Linked DNA regions of Homo sapiens: region 1 is linked to region 2. Evidence: chromatin contacts called from ENCODE Hi-C or POLR2A ChIA-PET data. All regions are on one chromosome and are shown on one strand. Each heading gives the region's core, a stretch centred on a gene start or an enhancer-like site at or near the end of the contact. The rest is flanking DNA. Distances are from core to core; before and after follow the strand shown.

Region 1 (3,587 bases), core at 876-3,375, 450 kb after region 2:
AATCTGATGCGTGATAAGAGACTGAGATTTAATCACGTGTTTGGTGGCTATTCAGTCATGGTCATAGTAAGTGTTGAACACATATTTGTTGAATAAACTAATAATTGAAAAAAGTGCTTTTTAAAACTGAAATTTACTTAAAACTAAGCCTCCTAAGTGGAAAAGTACCATCACAGCAGAAATCTGGAAATTATTTTTTAATGAAATCATTTGTTCAATAAATATCTGAGGGTCTAAGAAGCGCAGGATACTTTTGTTAAGCTCTGTAGGGGATGTAAGAAACATAAAAACAATTATTTTCTTTGAATAGCAACTTACAATTTATAAAATGCCCCTAGAAATTGTATTTGAACTTGAAAACTAGCTTCTTGGCCAGGTGTGGTGGCTCACACCTATAATCCCAGCACTTTGGGAGGCCAAGGCAGGAGGATTGCTTGAGGCCAGGAGTTCAAAACCAGCCTGGGCAACATAGTGAGACCCTTTCTCTATAAAAAGTTAAAAACATTAGTTGGGCATGGTGGCATGCCTGCAGTCTCAGCTACTTGGAAGGCTGAAGTGGGAGGATCACTTGAGCCCAGGAGTTCGAGGTTGCAGTGAGCTATAACCACACCATTGCACTCCAGCCTAGACAAGATTGCAACCTTGTCTCTCCATAAAAAAAGAAAAGAAAGAAAGAAAAAGAAAACTAGCTTCTCAAATTCTGCATTGCTTACTTGTTAATTCAAAAAGATATTTATCATGTGCCTACTATGTGCCAGAACTAAAGTTTTAGGACAAGGTGGACAGTAAATAAATACCTGAATGATGTGATTGCACTAAAACCATAATCTCCCATCCCTCCAACAGTGTTAACCACCTGCCTCCATGATGCTTGTGAACTTTGGACAACCCTCTTCTTCGTTTGCTTTAATTTTACTTGTTTTTTCAAGTGATACCTTCACGTGGTTCAAAAATAAAAATGGTATAAAAAATATATATTGAGAAGTCTTACTAGCATCCATAAGCTGGTCTGTCCTCCACCCTATTGCCTCATTCCTTTTATTAGTTTCTTGCATATACTTCCAATGTTTCTTTATGGAACTATGTACAAACACATATATGTTCTGATTTCTCCCTCATTCTTACATAGAGTTAACATGTTACATGCTGTTATATAAATGGGCTAAAGGTGGGGGGCCCTGGATATTGGTCCCCATGTTGTTTACATCTTCACAGCAGGCTAGGACAATTAGCTCAAAGCCCTCTGGCACTAAACTCAAATTCATATACATCTGATTGCCTTAAATGTAGCCCAAATAACCATATTTTTAGCTATTTAAAGCCTGCCTGTCTTGCACATCCTATGAAGCTGTACCCAACATCTGCTAGCCATAGATAAGATGAACCTTGGGGATACGAAAGACACCAAGCCACTGCTGCCGATTCAAGCTCTCTGACCCCAAAGACTCCCCATCTTGTTACTGGGTAACATCATCTACCTGCAGGAGGCACTTCTCCGATTTCCCTCTCCCCTGGGAATGCCCTTGTTCTCTTCCTCTTCTGGGTGGTGGCTCCATGCTGCTCTTTCTGGAAGGTCTCCTGCTGTGAAGAACTTCACTCACGTATGCTAACCAAGCACCACCCAAACAAAGTTCATTTGTGCTACTGTCATTTCGTGGTCATGTCCTTTCCTTGATCAGCTCTGAATCCTCTATCTCACCACATATACTCTGCCTTTTCATTTTGATTTTTTTTAACTTAACAATATATTCTGGGGAAGACTCCTTCACTCTTTTATACAGCTGCAAATTACTCCACTGCATTTAACCAGTCCCTCCTGATGTTCGCTTGGATTATTTCTAGTCTTTTGTTATTACAATGATGCTGCAATGAATCACCTTGCACATTCATCATTTTGTTCATGTACAGGCAGATCTATAGGATAAATTCCCGGAAGATGGATTGCTGGGTCAAAGAGTAAACAAACACATTTGTATTTTTGAAAAACATTGGCAAATCATTCCTTTTAGCAACCATGCATGAGATTGTCTGTTTTCCCATAGCCTCACTATTTACCAGTCTGTTAGGTAAAAATAAACAAACTTCTAGTCTTGGACTCCTTACACAGTAAAGATTGTTAATATAATATTTGTTAACATGCCTATCTCTGCCACTGAATTGTGACACCCTTAAAGTCTGGAACCATTTCTTACTCATCTTCATAGCCTGTTGCTTAGCTAGCAAAGTTCTTTGGACAGAATAGCTTCTGCCACTTCCCTCTCTCCCCCGCAAAAACATATTTACTGAGTTGAATCAATCACCACTTTAGCCTAGAGAGGCCCCCCTCAGACCTTCCCATTGTGGTATGTGCTGCCCCACTTTCAGCTGACTGCCAATTTCCTCTCGAGGCTGGGCCTGCTCAGCCCACCCACAGAGGGAGGAGAGCCTGAGATTGAATGCACCACCGTCCCAGCAGCTCTCAACCAATGCCTGAAGGGAGATGGTGTTTAAATAGCCAGCAAGCTCTTCCTTTGGGGGTGTACCTCTGAGGCATGGGGTGGTCTATGCTGAGAGCTCTTCGTGGGATGAAGCCCTGTGGTCCCTTTGTCCATAGCAGGAAGTAGCTTGATAGTGTATCTTTTAAGGGCTTCCCTGCCTTTCCTTCCTTTCCAGGCTCACCTTCTCACTCCATTATTGGAGTTTCCTTCAATCACCTCCCAAGTAAATGACTAGCACTTTATCAGGGTCTTTTTTGGGGGGAACTGAAATAAAGACAATACCTTCCCTTTTCTTTCTTCTTCTTCTTTTTTTTTAATAGGGTCTCACTGTGTCACCCAGGCTGGAGTGCAGTGGTACAATCACAGCTCACTGCACAGCTCACTTCGCCTCCCTAAATCTAGTGATTCTCTAGCCTCAGCCTCCCGAGTGTCTGGGACTACAGGTGCATGCCACCATGCCTGGCTAATTTTTTTGATTTTTAGTAGAGATGAGGTATCACTACATTGCCCAGGCTGATTTTGAACTCCTGACCTCAAGCAATCCTTCCACCTTGGACTCCAGCAATCCACCCACCTCGGCCTCCCAAAGTGGTGGGATTACAGGCATGAGCCGCTGTACCTGGCCAGCTTTCTTTATCAAATGAAGAAACCTAAATACTGAGAAAATAAGTGAAGTGCTCATGGCACAGCTAGTGAGTGAAGAAGCATATTCCCTGGCTCCTAGAAATGTGCTGTTTTAGAAAATGGAATTTCTCTTTATGGATGATAAGTACAACCACTGAGACATGAAAGAGCAATGGAAGAAGTGTGTGTGTGTGTGTGTAAATCAATAACAGCACAAGGTTACATAAAATGAATAGTAAATAAGCGAAACAGCTCTCACCTATGGTGCATATTATGAGCCAGGCAAGTACTTTTTGTGTGTTTCTTCATTTAACACAAAACTCTACAAGTTAGATGCATTATTATCATCATTCCCAGATCACAGATGAAGAAAATTAAGATACTGAGAGTTTAAGTAACTTGCCAAAGCTCACACTTGCCAAGATCTGACTCCTGGATTTGTGCTCATAACCATCAAACTATACTGTCTGCAGGGGCCGGCCAGAG
Region 2 (4,050 bases), core at 985-3,484:
AATTTTTAATTAATTCTAAACACTAAGACAATTATTTTATTATTTTTCCTCAACCTTCCATCCTAAATCATACGAATAATAACAATAGAAAGAGCTTACTAATTGTCATGCACTGTCCGAAGCATTTACTCCTCCCAACAACCCTGTGAGGTCGGTGTTGCAATGAACCCATTTTACAGATGAGAAAACTCCAGCACAGAAAGATTCATTCACATGGCCAGAGTCATGCAACTTTTAAGAATATTCCTTTGGTTTGCATTTCCTTGTATCTGCACCACCCTTCCCTTTCCTGTCTCTCTAGGTCTCCTGACCGGTTGGCAGGTCAGTCCCAATCATGGGAACTCTTTTCCTTTAAGCAGTCGTCTCTCTTTCTCTTCCTCTCTGTTTCCACCTGCCCTCCATCAGTGTCTCAGCACAGTGGAAGGCTGCTTGCTACCGCACTGGAAAACTTCTCCAGACATTTCCAAGTTTGCATTCGTCCATCTCCTTTGGAGAATTGCTTCAGTGAGGCCTAACCCTTTCTGAGGAAAGGCCCTTGGGAGAAGAAGCCAGGAGAAGGTAGTGGCACTCCTTTGTCATCAGGAGACATTGGGAGGAAAGAAATGATTTTCGACAGCAGCTGGGTGAGGGGAAACAGAATCACAGAACCTGCGGAAACGGTGTCGGTACAACGGCAGCTGCCAGCTAAACGGGCGAAAAGGCACCCTGCAAGATCTTTTCTGTGTTTCAACGATGAAGTAGACTCCCAACATGGAACAGGGGCGGGGGGGCTGTTACCAGACAGGTGACATTTGGTGCATGCACGAACAGGTCCAGTGCCCCATTCGGAGGCCAGGAAGGCAGCCACCCAGCAGAGCATTAACTAGGGGACCAGACGGTCACCTGCCCCTGCTCACCCCCACCTCCTTCCTCCCCAGGAAAAAGGAAGTCAAGTAGATGGAGAAACGGGGAAGTCCAAGCTGCTGGCAGTGGCATTCAAGGGTCTATATATAAGGTTGACTCTAATCCCCAGCGAGACAAAAGCCTGTGCCATAAAAATGATTAGCAAGGGGTTTCTAAAAACATTTCCCCAGGCCACGGAAAAGGAGAAGGAATATTTTGCACACTGCCTTGTCTCTTAGAAATAATCACAGCTAGGCCTCTTTATAACCGGCGAGTCTTTTTCCTTTCACACGCCATTTGCAGGCGCGTGGCATGGTATTTGTAACTAATTTTCAGTAGCAAGTGGGTCACTGGTATTCACAGAGTCAGGTGCCATTTTGAAAACTGCTTCCCTCTACCCGAATCTCTTATATTTCCAGATGCAGATGCACTTCAGCGATGTCCTAGTGCTGGAAACGCTCCCTTGAAAATATAATTTGATTTTTGAATTTCATCTTAAGACATTAGAGATAATGTAACTGTAGTCTTTGGAATTCAACGCTGGCCTCCTTAGCCATCACTTTTAAAATTTATGAAAATAAGGAAGAGGAAGGTAAAGAACTTCCTCATTGTCCGGCAGTAAAGTCAATGGCAGAGCTTGAGCTTGACTTATTTTGCTAAGAGGGAGGTGTTTTACCCTATAAACTCCAAATTACCTTACACCCAGCAAATACTACTGTTGAGTGCTCACAAAAATTATGCTGATGAAACAATATGGATGTTTCAGTGATGAAACTTTCTCTTTTAAAATCACTTAAGGGTGCTTTACGTCCCACCCAAGGCAAGAGGAACGCCAGCGAGGAAGACAAAGAGGCCCGGGGTGGGGCGCATGCCCGCCACTGGACTGAAAGCTGAGTCACAGGAATCGTACCCCTGCAGCGGGCCAGGCCCTCCAGGGAGGGACACCGCGCCCTTGTGTGGAGATGTCCACAGTAGACAAAGGCAGTTTCGAAATAAAAGAATGCCTGTCACCCCAGGTGCCACCCCGACCCTTAGTTATTATGCACTGGTCCCCAAGAGCAATTTCTGCGCTGCTGTTGCAAAAATTCATCGTAATGAAATAAACGTAAAAGGGGAAAATGTGTTATGAAGTGTTGGAGGGTGCTTTGCTCATTTTTTTCGCCATCGTTGTGGTTAGGGTGCATGCACTAGTGGACCCCGGGTGGGGGTGGGGCTCCCCTCCCCAAAAGCCCGGCAGGCCTCCGGATGCCGTTCCGAGACGCGGCGCGAAGGAGTTAAGCGGGCCGGCGGGTGACATCACCTCATTTACATAGGAGCGCCCATAAAGCTGCGCCCGCCGCACCCCGCCCGACAACTCGGTGGTGGCCACTGCGCAGACCAGACTTCGCTCGTACTCGTGCGCCTCGCTTCGGTGAGCCCCAGGGCCCCTGCCTCCTTCCTCCTGCCGTCCTGCCTCCGTCCCCGCCCTTTCATCATCCGCGTCCCTGTGAAGGCATTCCCTAAATCCGAGCCCGAGTGGTTCTCCCCGGGAAGGCTACTTTGGGGAGCTGGGGGGATGCGAAACACCCTAGATACTGGATAATGGGGTGGGGAAATCGATGATTTAAGAACAAAACCGAAAAACTGGCGTTTTGCCGTGCCGCTCGGAGGGGACATTAAAAAATTTCTTAGTGTTTGCCCGCAAAGGTATTGTGCGTTGCCTTGGAGGCTGAGATATGGGGGAATAGACAAGTCCTTTGTTCTGAGGTTCATCTTCCGAGCCCCGAGCCTCCTCCCAGCCTCGGACGGCTGCGCGGGCTGCATCTGTGCAGCCTGGCGGCGGCGGGGCTGTGCTATGACATCTTTACAGTCCTTCTTGCAGAGACATGTGTGCCAGGGATGCCGAATTGCCGGGAGAGCAGGCAAGACCGGCTTCGGGGCGCGCGGCGGCCGCTTTGTGTGCGGGGCTGCATTGTGACGCGGGCGATGAAGCCGGTAGGGCGGTGGTCGGAAGCTCCAGCCGCGGCCGCCGCCTTTGTGAGAGGACTAGAAAGCCGGATCCGGCCCGCATCCTTGCGGAGAGGCCGCGGCTAGGAAATGGAAACGCTTTTCCTACCTGGGCTCCATTTTAGGAATTCTTGCCGATTTTTCCCACTTGAATTTGGAAGTGGCTTTCCTCTTCTTTCCTTGTCCTAGCCAGCCTTTAATTTTAAACGCTGTAATTAACAATTCGCAGTGGTCAATTTCCTTTATTCTGCAAGATTCGGCTTTGAGAGGCATCCGCCCTCTTTGGTCCACAGCGTTTTGAAATATGGGGAGGAGGGGCGCGGGGGGTGTCGCCTCTTTTTCTGTAGAAAGAGGAAGCTCGTGAGCGCGGAACGGCAGCAGTAGGAGAGCGAGAAGGGTTTTTTTCAGGCTGCGGGTCGGAGGGCAGAAGTGCAGTTCCCAGCCCAGAGACAGCGGGGCGGGTGGCTCTTCCTCACGCTCGCTCTTGGCTTGCTCCCTGCAGCTTTTCCTCCGCAACCATGTCTGACAAACCCGATATGGCTGAGATCGAGAAATTCGATAAGTCGAAACTGAAGAAGACAGAGACGCAAGAGAAAAATCCACTGCCTTCCAAAGAAAGTGAGCTCCGACCCACCCCCATCTTTAGAAAGGCTGGGTGGGAGCGGCCGGTGGGAGGGCGGGAGGCTGGGAGCGGCCGCGGGAAGAATTCGGGAGGGGGGAGTGCGGGGGAAGAGCCGACAGTTGATGAATGTGGCTTGCAAAGGTTAATTAAAAATGGTTTTGCAGCCAACAAACACGGGGCTTTAGTAATTTAGTAATGGAATATTTAATATGCCATATTAATATACAAACATTTATCCATTAAAATGTATTTCTATTTAGTATATTCAATATACATATTTTATTCCATTGTGGAATACCGTGTAGAATGTTTATGATTTGAAAAGATGCTTTAAATGAAAGCCCTTTAGTCTGTACTGAATCCTTTAATCATCTCCCTCCATCTTTTTTTTTTTTTTTTTTCTGGTCACAGCGATTGAACAGGAGAAGCAAGCAGGCGAATCGTAATGAGGCGTGCGCCGCCAATATGCACTGTACATTCCACAAGCATTGCCTTCTTATTTTACTTCTTTTAGCTGTTTAACTTTGTAAGATGCAAAGAGGTTGGATCAAGTTTAAATG

The links. Hi-C counts contacts between places; a loop is a spot of excess contacts on that map. ChIA-PET counts read pairs that join two places held with the same protein, here RNA polymerase II (POLR2A). Pooled maps may share reads with other maps.
Region 1: a loop to region 2 is called in a map of tibial artery, with 6 times the contacts of the local background. The contact joins the enhancer-like site here to the promoter of TMSB4X in region 2. A Hi-C loop is called at or near these places in 4 of 168 maps with a recorded cell type or tissue (chondrocyte, endothelial cell of umbilical vein, sigmoid colon and 1 more), 1 of 37 single-sample maps with no recorded cell type and 15 of 50 pooled maps. POLR2A ChIA-PET finds 5 or more read pairs at or near these places in 8 of 52 experiments (A673, AG04449, AG04450 and 5 more).

Annotation. Positions count from the first base shown.
Region 1 is chrX:13,426,271-13,429,857 of GRCh38, forward strand. No RefSeq gene overlaps it. Among named protein-coding and RNA genes, the nearest start is that of LINC01203, 93 kb to the left of the region's middle. RefSeq lists an enhancer at 2,136-2,653. Within about 2 kb of position 2,126, at least 5 of the 41 ENCODE cell types and tissues checked have a DNase peak (open chromatin) inside an H3K27ac peak, as active enhancers do; they include endothelial cell of umbilical vein, where a contact is called at or near this core.
Region 2 is chrX:12,972,876-12,976,925 of GRCh38, forward strand. TMSB4X (thymosin beta 4 X-linked) reads left to right here and starts at 2,235. Exons shown (of 3, transcript NM_021109.4): 1 at 2,235-2,293; 2 at 3,371-3,486; 3 at 3,902-4,050. The coding sequence starts at 3,387. The coding sequence ends at 3,936. RefSeq lists enhancers at 672-741, 752-1,011, 1,032-1,151, 1,275-2,114, 2,954-3,792.